Linked DNA regions of Homo sapiens: all the other regions are linked to region 1. Evidence: chromatin contacts called from ENCODE Hi-C or POLR2A ChIA-PET data. All regions are on one chromosome and are shown on one strand. The core of a region is the stretch at or near the end of the contact, and the rest is flanking DNA. Distances in the headings are between cores, read along the strand shown. Region 1 overlaps PTGIS (prostaglandin I2 synthase). Region 2 has its middle 27 kb from the start of SLC9A8. Region 3 has its middle 37 kb from the start of B4GALT5.

The links. Hi-C counts contacts between places; a loop is a spot of excess contacts on that map. ChIA-PET counts read pairs that join two places held with the same protein, here RNA polymerase II (POLR2A). Pooled maps may share reads with other maps.
Region 2: a loop to region 1 is called in a pooled map, with 2.9 times the contacts of the local background. The contact joins two enhancer-like sites. A Hi-C loop is called at or near these places in 1 of 37 single-sample maps with no recorded cell type and 5 of 50 pooled maps. POLR2A ChIA-PET finds 5 or more read pairs at or near these places in 2 of 52 experiments (CD4-positive, alpha-beta T cell and Panc1).
Region 3: a loop to region 1 is called in a pooled map, with 3 times the contacts of the local background. The contact joins two enhancer-like sites. A Hi-C loop is called at or near these places in 1 of 168 maps with a recorded cell type or tissue (PC-9) and 5 of 50 pooled maps. POLR2A ChIA-PET finds 5 or more read pairs at or near these places in 1 of 52 experiments (Caco-2).

Annotation. Positions count from the first base shown.
Region 1 is chr20:49,540,647-49,543,171 of GRCh38, forward strand. All of the region lies in intron 4 of PTGIS (prostaglandin I2 synthase), which reads right to left. Among named protein-coding and RNA genes, the nearest start is that of PTGIS, 26 kb to the right of the region's middle. RefSeq lists an enhancer at 1,155-1,204 and a silencer at 1,660-1,936. Within about 2 kb of position 1,270, at least 3 of the 41 ENCODE cell types and tissues checked have a DNase peak (open chromatin) inside an H3K27ac peak, as active enhancers do.
Region 2 is chr20:49,784,530-49,787,054 of GRCh38, forward strand. No RefSeq gene overlaps it. Among named protein-coding and RNA genes, the nearest start is that of SLC9A8, 27 kb to the right of the region's middle. RefSeq lists an enhancer at 1,154-1,393. Within about 2 kb of position 1,267, at least 6 of the 41 ENCODE cell types and tissues checked have a DNase peak (open chromatin) inside an H3K27ac peak, as active enhancers do.
Region 3 is chr20:49,749,465-49,751,989 of GRCh38, forward strand. No RefSeq gene overlaps it. Among named protein-coding and RNA genes, the nearest start is that of B4GALT5, 37 kb to the left of the region's middle. RefSeq lists an enhancer at 1,369-1,458. Within about 2 kb of position 1,267, at least 14 of the 41 ENCODE cell types and tissues checked have a DNase peak (open chromatin) inside an H3K27ac peak, as active enhancers do.

The DNA of each region.
Region 1 (2,525 bases), core at 20-2,519:
TCACTGAGGCACACTTACGCACACGCACACGCACACACACAGGACCACGCTCAGAGGACGCGCCTTCACCTCCAGCCCCCTTTAAATGCCCCAGGAGTCCAGCCCCAGCCCAGCGGGCTGACCTCAGTCCTGGGAGGGAAACTGCAGGCTTTCATTTTGTCATCTCTGCCTCAGCAGAGAGTCACAACAAAGAGACGCAACCAAAGCCCCGGGGCCTCACCCTCTCACCCTCCCCTTGAGCTCCTGGATCCCTGTGCAGACAAAGACCAGAGACCAGGATCTCTCAGGAGAGGGGTTTTCCCAGATGAAGAGAGAATGGAAGCAGGAATGAGGGTAGGTGGGGGCCGAGAGAGGCCTGCGTGGTCCCTGCTCTGTCCCTCACCTGCACAGTGGTGGCAGAAGTTGTAAAGGTGCAGCCCACACACTGGATTCAGTCCACAAATGTGTTTTATCAAGGGAGTTCCTAAAAACAAACTAAAGCTTCCTTCAAACATTTGGGGAAACTCACACAAAATCCGGATTTCCTGCTCATCTCATCTTGAAAAAGGAATCTGGCTGACCTGCGGTCCCACCTGGAAACCTAGCAGGAGCAGAGTTGCAGCCGCCCCTTTTAGACAGACACGTGCTTGCCAGGCCACTGCGGTACTCCCAAGGCCCTGTGGTCTCGGTGACACTGCAGTTGACACTGGTCATCATTTATCATCACACTTGCACTGTTGTTTTTTGCTAACTCAGAGAACCATTTCCCGGTACATATATTTCTACCAAAACAGGCAATGAAAAATAAACCAAAAAAGTAAACCGGCCGGGAGAGGTGGCTCACGCCTGTAATCCTAGCACTTTGGGATGCCGAGGTGGTTATATCACCTGAGGTCAGGAGTTCGAGACCAGCTTGGCCAACATGGTGAAACCCCCTCTCTACTAAAAATACAAAAATTAGCTGGGCATGGTGGCGGCACCTGTAGTCCCAGCTACTCAGGAGGCTGAGGCGAGAGAATCGCTTGAATCTGGGAGGCGGAGGTTGCAGCGAGCAGAGATCGCGCCATTATTGCACTCCAGCCTGGGCGAAAGAGCGAAACTTTGTCTTTAAAATAAAATAAAATAAAATGAAGGAAAAGAAAACAAAAAGAAAAAGTAAACCCAGAGGACCACAAGGTTTTGCTCTGTGGAAGCGAAGCCGGCAGCTCCATATCAAAAGAGCACGGCTGAAGACAGGATAATCCCATATGTAAATACACACACGACCCACAGGCGGCGCTAGAGCCACAAAGAAAAATAAAGCTGAACCAAGCTGGGTCACAGGAGGGAGCCATCACGAAAATGGGACTCAAGAAAGACCTCTCTGAGCAGGTGGCGCTCGCGATAAGGCTTAAACGAAGTGGGGTGGGAGCCACGCAGACCTGTGGGGAACAGCATTCCCAGGCAAGGGAACAGAAATAGCAAAGGCCACAAAGAGAGAGCGTGCCTGACCTGCTCAAGGGGCAGCAGAGAGGTAGGTGGGAGGAGGGGAGGCCAGGGCTACAAGGTGAGGACAGAGGAGAACTTTGGGTGTGACTCAGTGAGGCCAGGGCCAACACAGGCCAGGCTGGTGGGTGTAAGAGGTGGCACCTCACAGTTCGGGCTGCCTGAACCGGCACCCCTTTCACCTCTGTGTCCCTCCCATCCAACTGGCCCATTCTCTTTGTATTTCAGGGGCTGCTGATTGATGGCAGTGGAAAGGCCTACAGCTGCCAAGCCAGGGGGCAGGAGCTCCAGCCCAGGCCTCAGGCCCTGAAGACACAGTTACCGGGTTACAGGTATGGATTTACGTCTGATTCCCCCTGAGCTGATTCCCCTGTGCCTGCCGCTGTACCATGGAGCCTAGCCAGACCCAGCTGCCCCTGAGCCTGCCTCTCCCCAGCCTATCTCTCTCTGACTTCTTTGTCTGCACAGGGACCCAGGAGCCAGGAGACCTGGGAGGATCACTACTGTGAACTTGCTGGGTGGTTTCAGCTGGCCCTCTCTGGACCTCAGTCCCCATCATACAATGCAGGGTGGACCAGACCAGCATCACCCACACCAATTACAGCCCTTGACACTGTTTGCACCACCCCAGGGCAAAACAAAAAGAATGGGGACTGTTCGTGTGCTGAGAGCTGTGGCTGAGAGTGCAGACTCTGGGACCAGCCCTGTCCTGACCCCAACACAGGCCTCTGGGCAAATGACTCAGGCTCTCCAGGTCTCAGTTTTCTCATCTGTCAAATGGAATATGTAAAGTCCTAGCCTCCTAGAGCGATTGTGAGCATTAAAAGAGCTGAGACACGCCGAGTCTACACATATGCACACACATATCATAAATATACCCACATGCCCATATGTGTCAACGAATGACTGCCCTTTATCCTAGAACTATGTTGCTCTAATTTCTTGGAGGGGTTGAAATGTCCTTTTTTAAATTAAATTTAAATTAAATTAAATTCTGGTTGGTTAAGGGCATCACTAAAATCAGGGAGCTGTCCTTAACACCACTCTATCCCTCTCACTCA
Region 2 (2,525 bases), core at 17-2,516, 240 kb after region 1:
ATAAATAATTTATTTATTGTTTTGTAGAGATGGGAGTCTCACTATATTGCCCAGGCTCATCTCAAACTCCTGGCCTCAAGCATTCCTTCCACCTCAGCCTCCCAAACGGCTAGGATTACAGGTGTGAGCCACCACACCCAGCCCTCCCTCATACATTCAAATGGCCAACTCCCTTGGCTTCCTCAAGTCTTTGCTTAAATGCCATCTTCTCAGGAAGTCATTTTCTGAACACTCTATTAAAAATTGCAACCTGCCCCCAAACACGTCTTGCACTCACTGTCCGTGTCTCTGCTTAAATTTTCTCCGTAGCACTCATACCATCTAACATACTGTGCATTTACTTGTTTATTTTTATTTTTTTGAGACAGGGTCTCACTCTGTTGCCCAGGCTGGAGTGCAGTAGTGTGATCATGGTTCATTGTAACCTCTGTCTCCTGGACTCAAGCAATCCTCTCACCTTAGCCTCCCAAGTAGCTGGTACCACAAGTGCACATCATCACACCTGGCTAATTTTTGTATTTTTTGTACAGAAGGGGTTTCGCCATGCTGACCAGGCTCATCTCAAACTCCTGGGTTCCAGCGATCCACCCGCCTCAGCCTCCCAAAGTGCTGGGATTATAAGTGAACCATCATGCTGGGCAATTTATTTATTTATTTTCCGTTTCCCTCTACTAATGAATCAGCTCCAGGAGTGCAGGGACCTTGTCTGTTTTCTACACAGATGCGTTCCCAGCACCTAGCACAGTGCCTAGCAGGTATGTGAATGAATGAATGAATGAATCCATGCATGCATGAATGAAGTATCCTTGTACAAACCATGAACCATGTACATGTTAGGTGTCTACAACTTGTCGTTTGAATTAATGAATAAAAGAACAGGCAAGGCGCGGTGGCTCACACCTGCAATCCCAGCACTTTGGGAGGCCGAGGTGGGCGGATCATCTGAGGTTGGGAGTTCAAGACCAGCCTGACTAACATGGAGGAACCCTGTCTCTACTGAAAATAGAAAATTATCCAGGCGTGGTGGCGCATGCCTGTAATCCCAGCTTGGGAAGCTGAGACAGGAGAATCGCTTGAACTCGGGAGGCAGATGTTGCGGTGAGCCAAGATCGTGCCATTGCGCTCCAGCCTGGGCAACAAGAGTGAAACTCTGTCTCAAAAAAAAAAAAAAGAAAGAACAGACAGCACCAACCCTCCTTGTAAGTTCAATATGAGGTTGATCTGAAGCTGCCACCCAAGGCTACTGATCAAAATATCCTTCTAAACAAGTCTGTCCCACAGTCCTGGCGTCTGATAATATGGACAGTCAGGCTGGCTGGCACCAGACTGGACCCAGATGAAGGAATGGAATCAGGCCACATTACAGGGGCAAGAGGAGCCTTGTGGCCAGAGGTTCTAGAGGTCAGCAGCAAGTCATGCATCTGAAGAGGAAGTTGATTGCTGTACCTCAAGCTGAAACAGAAACTGCGGTGGCTAGCAAGGAAGGGTCCCCACCTGTGCGCCTCAGCCCCTTGGCCATTGCCAGCTTCCAACAGACCACAGAGACTTTTGGGGGAAAACTTTTTTATTGAAGTGTAACAGACATACAGAAAAGTGCACAAATAAGGAAAGTGCACAGGGGAGCGATGGCTCGATACATTTTCACAAAGGCAGACAGCGGGGTAACCAGCCCCCAGCTCAAGGAACAGAACATTCCCCGCCCCGGAGAAGCTCCCTTCAAGTCTTTCCCATCCTAAGCGATAACCGTTATCCTGATTCCAACAGCAGTGATGATTTTTGCCGTTTTTTGAACTTGATGAAATGGCAGCACATAACACGTATTCTTTTGTGTAAGACTTACTTACTACAAACTTTGTATGTTTGTAGCAACAGCCTTTTGACCCTGTCTCTTCCTCCATGCCCTCAAAGAGAAAAAGGAACCTAATAATAACACAAAATAAAGCGAAAGCATACTTGCTTGACTGGTTTAAATGTGCCATCTGGCCGGGCATTTTGGAGGCCGAGGCGGGTGGATCACTTGAAGTCAGGATTTCGAGACTAGCCTGGCCAACATGGTGAAACCCCATCTCTACTAAAAGTACAAAAATTAGCTGGGCATGGTGGTGGGCACTTGTAATCCCAGCTACTTGGGAGGCTGAGGAAGGAGAATCGCTTGAACCTGGGAGGCAGGGGTTGCAGTGAGCAGAGATCGTGCCACTGCACTCCAGCCTGGATGACAGAGGGTGACTCCATCTCTCAAAAAATAAAATAAAATAAAATAAAATAAAATAAAATATAAAATAAAATGTGCCATCCATTCTTTCATGCTTCAGCCACCCAGTGGGCTGGAACTGTTACTGCTTCCATTTCAAATATTGGGAGGCTGAGGCACAGAGAGGTTAAATAATTTGCTCAGCCAGGAAGTGAAGGTCTGTATTTAAAGCCAGGTCTCTCTGATCTCCAAGCTCATGTTCTAACCCAGCATACACTCCTTATCAATAAAATGACCATGTATTGAACACCCTCTTTGGACTGAATACTATACT
Region 3 (2,525 bases), core at 17-2,516, 210 kb after region 1:
GCCCGGCCCTAGTTTTGCATGCTCAGGGCTGTGAAACACATCCTCAGCTATTCTTGTCTGCTTGTTTCTTAAACACCTAGACCTGGAATTTGCAGGGGGAAAAGCATAAACCTGGGGCCTCCAATGCATGTTACTTAGGCAGGTGGTTGTGCATTGGATTGCTCTTGTTCCTGGGCAGGACAGATAGTGGCTAAAAGCCAGGCTTTGAAGTCCTGTAGAGCAGAGTTCAAATCCCAGCTCAGTATTTACTGGCTGGGTAATCTTTGGCAGGTCACTTCACCAGTTTGAGCCTCCATTTCCTCATTTGTAAAATCCTGCCTTCATTGGTCCTCATCTCACTTCTGACTCTAAACCACCATATCCCAAGATGGGGCTGATTAGAATGACTTCCTCATGGAAGTTACAATTATTGAAATTGTAATCGCTTGATGAATGGAAGTTCCCACTTCTTTTATCCCAGGCAGTTTCTCAAAAGCAAAAGGAAAAGGAACTAAGGCCAAAATCTGGGAACCTACAAAATCACTGGGAATGAAACAGAAGTGTGGGCATTAGAATGGAGGCTCAATATCCCAGTCCAAGATCTATGGATCTGGTGGAAAATAACCCACTAAAACTGGCTCCAACTATAATAAAAGGGGGAGGCTGGGCTCGGTGGTTCAGCCTGTGATCCTAGCACTTTGGGAGGCCAAGGCGTGCAGGTTGCTTGAGCCCAGGAGTTTGAGACCAGTCTGGGCAACATGGCGAAACCCTGTCTCTACAAAAATACAAAAAATTAGCTGGGTGTGGTGGTGAGTGCCTGTAGTCCTAGCTACTGGGAGGCTGAGGTGGGAGGATCACCTGAGCCCAGGGAGTTTGAGGCTTCAGTGAGCCATGATTGTGCCACTGTTCTCTGTTCTCCAGCCTGGGTAACAGAATGAGACCCTGTCTCAAAAAAAAAAAAAAAAAAAAAAAAAAAGAGGAAAAAAGAAAGAAAAAAAAGGGGAAATTCACCATAAGAAGTATCAGTCAGGAGTGTTTCTGCTGTTGCAGAAACCCAACTAAATTTGGTTGAAGCATGAGGAGAATCAACTTTTATTTTTGGTCACTTAATTGAAAACATCAGGACAAGTGCCAGCTTCCAGCACAGCTGGACCCAAGGGCCAACATGTGGCTCCAGGGACTCTCCCTCCGTTTCCAGTGCTGCACTCCAGCTTTTGCTGTGTCCCCACTCCTGGGTCAAGATGGCCTCTCAGCAACCGCAGAGCCAGGCAATTCTGTCTTTTCACGGATGAGAACAGAAAGTCCCAGAAGGAAGTCTCACTGGGTCTAGCCTGGTCACATGCCCATTTCTAAACCAATCGCTGTGACTGGGCCAGCCTAGAGCTAGGCAGAGCTGGCCCCCACGGACAGAAAGGAGGAGACCCGTAGCTCCCGGGAGAATGCAGGTGCTGTTTCCAGAAGGGGCATCAAGGCCAGAAAGGCAAAGACAACAGGTGTCTATTATGCCACCTGGCTGTACTTTTTGTGAGAACCGCTGTTATCACATGAAACACAAGGGCAGGAAGTGCAGTGGCCTCACACATTTCTTAAATGAGCACCTGAAAGGCCACCAGGAATTGTGGCAGCCAAATCCTGGTCTCTCTATGACTCTGCCCACAGGTTTCCTCATCTCTGCTTCTCTCTTTTCCCTCTCCCTGTCTTCTTCCCTGAGCCCATGAGCAAACCCGACTGCCCCATAGCACCTGACAGCACAACCCCTTCCTTTAAGCAACAGCCCACAAGACTCACCACATTCTCAAGACAGAGAATCTGATCACCTCAACCAGTCAGGTGCCCGTCTTTGTGCAGTCAATTCTGGCTGGAGGGCAGGGTTGAGTAGCTTGTACGCGTGGTTTCATGGGGTAGTTGCACCTGTTTCAAAGAGAGATGGGTCACCACAAACTGGGCAGAAACCACACGATATGTCCATGATGCTCTGCAGCTGAATGAAGTTATCTACAAAGAAACTGAAGCCAAGGCCAGGCAGAAGTCAGGCCTGAAGCTAAGAATTTGTTTCCCCAAGACAGGAACATTCCTGCATCTGGAGGCTGAGGCTGCTTGGACAGAGAAGTGCATCCAGCTGCCAAGGTGAAGCTCTGAAGGGGCCTGTCCATGAGAGCAGGGCCAAGAACGCCTAAGCCCACCAGTAAGATGCAAGAACACCTGTGCGAAATAATAATAATGATCATAGCTGGGTGTGGTGCCTGACAGCTGTAATCCCAGCACTCAGGGAGACAGAGGCAGGAGGATCACTTGAGCCCAGGAGTTTGAGACCAGCCTGGGCAACCTGGCAACCCCTTCCCCACACCCCTTGTCTCCACAAAAACGACAAAAAATTTTTAAAATGATAATAATATAAAATAGCACTAATAATAAATGTTATTCAGTGCTGCTGACCAGGTATCACTCTAGACACTTAAATGAACAGCATTTTTGCTTTTTTGTTTCTTTGTTTTTGAGACAGAGCCTCACTCTGTCCCCCAGGCTGGAGTGCAGTGGCACCATCT